Regions from separate parts of the Homo sapiens genome. Here region 1 is linked to region 2. A link is a contact called in ENCODE Hi-C or POLR2A ChIA-PET data. All regions are on one chromosome and are shown on one strand. Each heading gives the region's core, a stretch centred on a gene start or an enhancer-like site at or near the end of the contact. The rest is flanking DNA. Distances are from core to core; before and after follow the strand shown.

The links. Hi-C counts contacts between places; a loop is a spot of excess contacts on that map. ChIA-PET counts read pairs that join two places held with the same protein, here RNA polymerase II (POLR2A). Pooled maps may share reads with other maps.
Region 1: a loop to region 2 is called in a map of MCF 10A, with 5 times the contacts of the local background. The contact joins two enhancer-like sites. A Hi-C loop is called at or near these places in 2 of 168 maps with a recorded cell type or tissue (MCF 10A and aorta), 11 of 37 single-sample maps with no recorded cell type and 8 of 50 pooled maps. POLR2A ChIA-PET finds 5 or more read pairs at or near these places in 7 of 52 experiments (Caco-2, HCT116, MCF 10A and 4 more).

The regions. Positions count from the first base shown.
Region 1 is chr21:29,161,717-29,165,282 of GRCh38, forward strand. All of the region lies in intron 4 of MAP3K7CL (MAP3K7 C-terminal like), which reads left to right. Among named protein-coding and RNA genes, the nearest start is that of LINC00189, 30 kb to the right of the region's middle. RefSeq lists a silencer at 2,652-2,946. Within about 2 kb of position 1,920, at least 11 of the 41 ENCODE cell types and tissues checked have a DNase peak (open chromatin) inside an H3K27ac peak, as active enhancers do.
Region 2 is chr21:29,231,293-29,234,853 of GRCh38, forward strand. All of the region lies in intron 1 of LINC00189 (long intergenic non-protein coding RNA 189), which reads left to right. Among named protein-coding and RNA genes, the nearest start is that of LINC00189, 40 kb to the left of the region's middle. RefSeq lists enhancers at 2,235-2,414, 2,845-2,944. Within about 2 kb of position 2,044, at least 6 of the 41 ENCODE cell types and tissues checked have a DNase peak (open chromatin) inside an H3K27ac peak, as active enhancers do.

The DNA.
Region 1 (3,566 bases), core at 670-3,169, 70 kb before region 2:
TTAATTTTTACAAAAAGCGAATGAAATATATTTTGTGTTGAGAAGTTTGTGAAATCCTTACAATTTTTTTGAGACTCCCAGAATGGTGGTCGGACAGTATAGCATGATGGTGGACAGTATGGGTTTTGGGGCCAGACTTCTGCAAAACCTCAGTTAGTACCTTACAAACCCTTCCTTCCTTGCTTGGTTTGCCATGCTTCAAACATAAAATTGTATCTAGACTTTTGGCTACAGGGGATTAAAAGATGTTTATTAGGAGGTCACAAATACAAATTTTCTCTTCCATGTCTGACTATTTTCTTTTTGTTCTAAGAGTTTTGATAAAGTTGCTTGGAATACTCAGATTGCATGATTACACACAGTTGGAGTCCTACAAAAAATTTCATGAAGGAATTGAGGATTATTAATCATGTGATCCATATTGAAGTCAAAGAAGATCTATATGACGAATAGCCTGTAAATGTATCTTCTGGTGTGTGTGTGTGAAGTGTGGTGGTATGATAGAAAAATCCTCAGTAATTATGTCTCTATTTATAAACTCTTCAGACTGAAGGTACTGGAGGACTTTGTTATTTAAATTAAATTTATGTGTAGCTTTTTTTTTTTTGGAAATGCAATACTCATCCCCTAAATTACATGTTCTGTAAGTTTTTTTTATGTTGCATTAAAAAAAATATGGTAGGGGCCAGACGCAGTGTCTCACACCTGTAATTTCAGCACTTTGGGAGGCCGAGGCAGGCAGATCACCTGAGGTCAGGAGTTCGAGACCAGCCTGGCCAACATGGCAAAACCCTGTCTCTACTAAAAAATACAAAAATTAGCCTGGTGTAGTGGTGGGCGCATGTAATCCCAGCTACTCGGGAGGCTGAGGCAGGAGAATCGCTTGAACCCAGGAGGTGAAGGTTACAGGGAGCTGAGATCGTGCCATTGCACTCCAGCCTGGGCAACAAGAGCAAAACTCTGTCTCAAAAAAAAAAAAAAAATGATATGGTAGGATAATGACATGAGAGTGACTCCTATCTAATGTTTGAAACATATCCTTACTGTTTACATTGAAAGCAATGATAACTCTGGGTACCACTACAACAATATTAAAATGAAAAAAGGGGCCAGGCGCAGAGGCTCACACCTGTAATCCCAGCACTTTGGGAGGAAAGGCAGGCGGATCACCTGAGGTCAGGAGTTTGAGACTAGCCTGGCCAACATGGCAAAGCCCTGTCTCTACTAAAAATACAAAAAAATTAGTCGGGTGTGGTAGATAGCACGTGCCTGTAATCGCAGCTACTCAAGAGGCTGAGTCATGAGAATTGCTTGAACCCAGTAGGCGGAGGTTGCAGTGAGCCAAGATCACGCCACTGCATTCCAGCCTGGGTGACGGAGTGAGACTGTCTCAAAAAAATAAAAATAAAAAATAAAAAAAGGAAAAGTCAACTTCTAGAAGTAACATGGCTAGCAGGCTAGTGGAGGTATTTTATACAACCTTCCAGACCACATACAAGTGGGCCGGACCCCCTCCTTAATTACTTATATGCCTGTGTGTGTTTCTGCAGAACTCATCTTGTTTCCTTCCCCAAAGTACTTGAAGTGTCTCCCTAAATAATTGGCTAGATGTAGGGCCAAGGCCAAATTCTTTCATTATATATATATTTTCTTTTTCGTAAAGTCTCAAGTTCCTTTTTCTTCATTCTCACTTCTACCATTTGGGCTTGGGACTTATTACTTGAGATCTTGGTTGATGCAATATTGTAACTAGTTTCCCTGCCTAGGGTTTCTTGTTGCTAGAAAATGACAGCCAGTTCTTGGCATAGATTTCAAGACCTCCCTGGGGATGCCTTGGAACCTCTGTAGAACTTCCAATCTCATCCCTCAACTTCAGCTACATTGGCCTCCTCACTTCTCCCGGGGCAGGAGGTGGGTCCTCCAGTCACTGAGCCCCTGTTCACACCAAGCTCTTGGCCTAACAGGCCCCTTTCTTCCTTTTTTTTTTTTTTTTTTTTGAGACAAAGTCTTGCCCTGTCACCCAGGCTGGAGTGCAGTGATGCAATCATAGCTCACTGCAGCCTCAACCCCCTGAGCTCAAGCAACTCTCCCACCTCAGCCTCTTGAATAGCTGGGACGACAGGTGCATGCCAGCATGCCCAGTTAATTAAAAAAATTTTTTTAAAGAGATGGCATCTTGCTATGTTGCCCAGGCTGGTCTCAAACTCCTGACCTACAGCAATCCTTCCACGTCAGCCGCCCAAAGTGCTGGTATTACAGAGTCAATATCAGCAATAAAGGACTGCTAGGAGGAAAATTGCTCGAACTCGGGAGGTGGAGGTTGCAGTGAGCCTAGATCACACCATTGCACTCCAGCCCGGGTGACAGTGCGAGACTCCATTTAAAAAAAAAAAACAAACTGCTAGGATACATTGTTAAATTGGGAAATATGGTAATATCTTATATTTATAAATACATGAGCTTGGTTTTCCAAGGATTGTTAATGATCGTTATTTTCATTAAGACTTTACTGAAGTGGAAATTCATTTTGCAACATGTCTTTTCCCAAACAGTCTTTATTTTCAAGCAAGATATATTGGGCCAAGTGAATTTGACCCAAGTAGTTAGCTCTCCATTTTTTGATGATTCTGTTGAGAATTTCTTTCTCATTATTTCATAAAGTGTAGCTGATTATGTTGCCTCTAGCTTGGCTGGCGTAAGCTAGATGCAAAGAGAGACGCTAACTAAGGTATTTTAAAAGACAGTTTTTCTTTATTGGAGTCGTTCAGACACTGCTTAAGGTTTGAACTCCAAACTGAACTTCTCTCTCATCTCCAGAGGAGGTCTCCCTGGATCAAGTTTGGGAGAATTTGTCTTAAGAGGCGTGATGAGAAGAGTTGCTGAAACTGTTATTTTAAATCATATCTGTTGGATGGAGAAAGAGAGTCAAACATTTTCTAGGATTATAAACTCAGCATTGGCTGAATCCAATTTAAAGAATCGCTTCTGGCTTATGACCAATGATGTACGAGAGGTTTGTTATATTTTTACTGATTTTTTTTTTCTTCTCCGTGTGAAAAAGGTGGGAAGGACTTTCTTGAAAGCTTTGAAAAATTACCAAGAATTCTGATATCTTTAAAGAACTCCTGCTATCATTTTTATCTAATTCTTTCTAGGCCTTTTGCATGTGAATAGACATTTTAATATAATTGCATATACAGTAACGTGGAATGTATAACATGATTTTTTCCGTAAATATTATAAGCATTTTTCTACAACATACCTAGCTTTTTGTGTATGTAATATGAAAGTCATTGAAATGAGATATAGACATTTTATGGCTTTTGAAATCTATCACCAAATTTAGAAAAAATAAAATAAAAAAATGAAATCTATTACCAAATTGTTTGACAGAAATTTTTAAAAGTATATTATTAAGCTACAATCAACTGTAAAGTTTGCTTTGTTCCAGATAAAGCATTTTATCTCATCCAGTAGAGAAACCACTTATTTATTTTTTTGGTATGAAATATTGTATTGGGTACTTTGGTGTTTAGAAGATTAACTGAAATGTCAGAAAAATAGAC
Region 2 (3,561 bases), core at 794-3,293:
CTCATCACGTTTCTCTTCACAAGAAGACTTTGGGATCTTCTCTGTTTCTGCCAGTGATTCAACCTTTCTCTCAGTCACTAAAGCTCAGATATATTGTAACCACCCAGTGGGTTCACCTTGCCTGCTGCCTAGACAGAATCTATCAAGACAGGGGAATTGCAATAGAGAAAGAATAATTTACACGGAGCCGGCTGTGTGGGGGACCAGAGTTTCATTATTACTCAAATCAGTCTTCCTGAGCATTTGGGGATCACAGGTCTTTTTTTTTTTTTTTGAGATGGAGTCTCATTCTGTTGCCAGGCTGGAGTGCAGTGGCGCGATCTCAGCTCACTGCAACCTCTGCCTCCCAGGTTCAAGTGATTCTCCTGCCTCAGCCTCTCGAGTAGCTGGGACCACAGGTGCCTGCCACCATGCCCAGCTAATTTTTGTATTTCTAGTAGAGACGGGGTTTCACATGTTATCCAGGATGGTCTCGATCTCTTGACCTTGTGATCTGCCTGTCTCAGCCTCCCAAAGTGCTTGGATTACAGGCGTGAGCCACTGGGCCTGGCCCAGGGTGTTTAAGGATAACTTGGTGGGTGGGGGAAGACCAGTGAATTGAGAGTGCTGCTTGGTTGGGTCAGAGATGAAATCATGGCAAGTTGAAGCTGTCCTCTTGTGCTGAGTCAATTCCTGGGTGGGGGCCACAAGATCAGGTGAGCCAGTTTATCAGTCTGGGTGGTGCCAGCTGATCCATCAAAATATCTGCAAAATATTTCAAGCACTAATCTTATGAGCAGTTTAGGGAGGGTCAGAATCCTGTAGCCTCCAGCTGCGTAAGTCCTAAAACATAATTTCAAATCTTGTGGCTAATTGGTCCTATAAAGGCAGTCTAGTCCCCAGGCAAGAAGGAGGCTTGTTTTGGGAAAGGGCTGTTATGGTCTTTGTTGTAAACTATAAATTCCTCCCAAAGTTAGCTCGGTCTATGCCCAGGAAGGGACAAGGACAGCTTAAAGGTTAGAAGGAAGATGGAGTTGGTTAGGTCAGATCTCTTTCACTGTCTCAGTCATAATTTTGCAAAGGCAGTTTCAATATCACAGTTCCTCTCCTCCCTGCTTAGGGAGACAGTGTCCCATAATTGTTAAGAGCACACCCTCTGACTCAAGCCATCTAGGTTCAAATCCTAGCCCTTCCCTTCTCCAGTTGCCGAACTCGAACAAGTATTGTAGCCTCTTCAAGCCCCATTTTTCATATCTGTAAAGCGGAGATCGTAACAAACTGTACATGTCGATGATGTCCACAGAGTTGGATCAAGGGTTACGAATCTGACAGCCCAAACCTCCAGACTGGCTGTGCTATTATTTCAGTTATTCTGACATGGCTCTGATGCAATGTGGACGTCAACAAAGCATTAAAAGTGAGAGACAGATTAGTAAGCAACTCCCTAAGGGTGGATTTTTAAATATGCACTAAAATTGTGGAGAAGTTAATATACTATATTAGTTCACTAGGGCTGCCATAAAAAAGTGCCAGAAGGACGCTAGGTGACTCAGAAAACAAAAATTTGTTTTCTCACAGTTCTGGAAGCTGTGAATCTAAGATCAATGTGTCAGCAGGTTGACTTCTGAGGCCCCTCTCCCTGGCTTGTAGATCTGTGACTTCAGATTGTCTTCCTTCTGTGTGTCTGTGTCCTAATCTTATAAGGACACCAGTCAGATTACATTAGGACCCATGCCAATAACCTCATTTTACCTTAATTACCTCTTTAAAGCCTTTATGTCTGTTAAAGCAAACTATAGCCTGAGAAGGACTCCCTACTTCTATATTTGAGTCCTTGCGGATGAACCGTAACCTAACTTAATAGGCAGATAAAATTGAAAACCTAACTTAGTAGTATGCACCTGTAACAATAGCTAAATCCTAGCCAATCCCAGCAGCCATATTTCAACCATTCATACACTGCTTAGTGCTCAAACTGTGTTCAAATAAGGCAAACGCCAACCTCTAACCAATCCAGCCGTTCTGTACCTCACTTCCAATTTCTGAACGTCATTTCTCTTTTTTTTTTTGGTCTATAAATCTTCCACCACATGGCTGCGCTGGAGTCTTTGTGAATCTGCTGTGATTCTGGGGGCTGTCTGATTTGTGAAACGTTCATTGCTCAATTAAACTCCTTTAAATTTAAACCGACTGAAGTTTTTCTTTTATCATGTCCCAAAACAGGAACATTCTGAGGTACTAGAGGTTTGGAGTTCAACATATACATTTGGCGGAGGTTGCAGGAAGACAATTCAGCCCATAGCATGTACCTACCTAAGGTCTTAACTGGTAAACAAACAAACAAAAAACCAACCTAGTTATAGTTTTAAATTTGTTTCTATTTTATTTCCCATGAGGTAATCTAAAAGAACCTGGGGAATCCAGGTGCTTTTCAAAGCAGTACTTGTATGGTGTTTCATCATTACCTCTCAGCGGGAGGGAAATGAAACTCAGACGGGCCCATTTGGTTTCTATGATACCAGCTTTCCTCACCTTTCTTGGGGAGAGTGATTTTGAAACTATGGGCTACAAAAGACTTTTGGATTATGTGTGAGCTATGCTCTCTCTCTGGGACTCCTACTATGCTTTGTGATTGTGAAAATAAGTGATTCAAAATCTAAGCTGTTGGAACTCTAAATTATTTTGAGCCATAAGGAAATGTGAATTATGGGGCCTGAGTCACAAGACAGGCAGCTGTAAACTAGGCAGCTGTGAACTTTTTGTAATATTTTTGATTGTCTGAATTGTCTTTTCCCTTACCTACATTATTTTGTAAAATGTTGTGAATGGTTGTAGGACGTGCGACAGGTGTAGCTCACCTGCTTGGTCGCCCCAAAGCTCAAAGGAGGAGCATGCAGACAGGCAGGTGCAGAGGCCAGTACAAGCACTTTTGGGCTCCTGTCCCACGGCAGAGTCTAGGGGTGGGTCTCTGTGTCACTCGAAGCCCATGTAGGCATGTATTACAAAGCTCTTTCAGATTTGTTGTCTGCAGACGGCTTGTGTGTTAATCAGCTTAACGGACCCTCTGCCTTATTGTGAGGGCAGGGGGCCAGCGTGACAACTTTCTTTATCCCAAGCTCTTGTCCAGTGTCCTGAAAGAATCAGATCACACATGGGCTTGAAGGATGAGTGCAAGGTTTCATTGAGTGGTGGAGGTGGCTCTCAGTGAGATGGATGGGGAGGCAGAAGTGGGGATGGAGTGGGAAGGTGGTCTTTCCCTGGAGTCGGGCATCCAGCGGCCCAACTCTTCTCCAGCCACCCCTGGCCAAGCTCCCCTATGAGTCCAGACATCCTTCCTTTTCTCTCTTTCTCTGCTGCATTGTTCCACTGTCACTGGTCTGCTGGTTCACTGGTCCACTGGTCTGCTGGTCTTGATGTCCAGCTTCTTGTGTATGTGCCCGCTAAGGTCTTGGGTTTGTATGGGGGCAGGATGGGGGGTGCATGGCAGGCCAAAAGGCAAATTTTGGCCATGAAAACAGAAATGCCTGTCCTCCTTTAGGGCTGCCGGTCTTCAGGCTTGAGGGTGGGCCGTTTGTTGGGGAA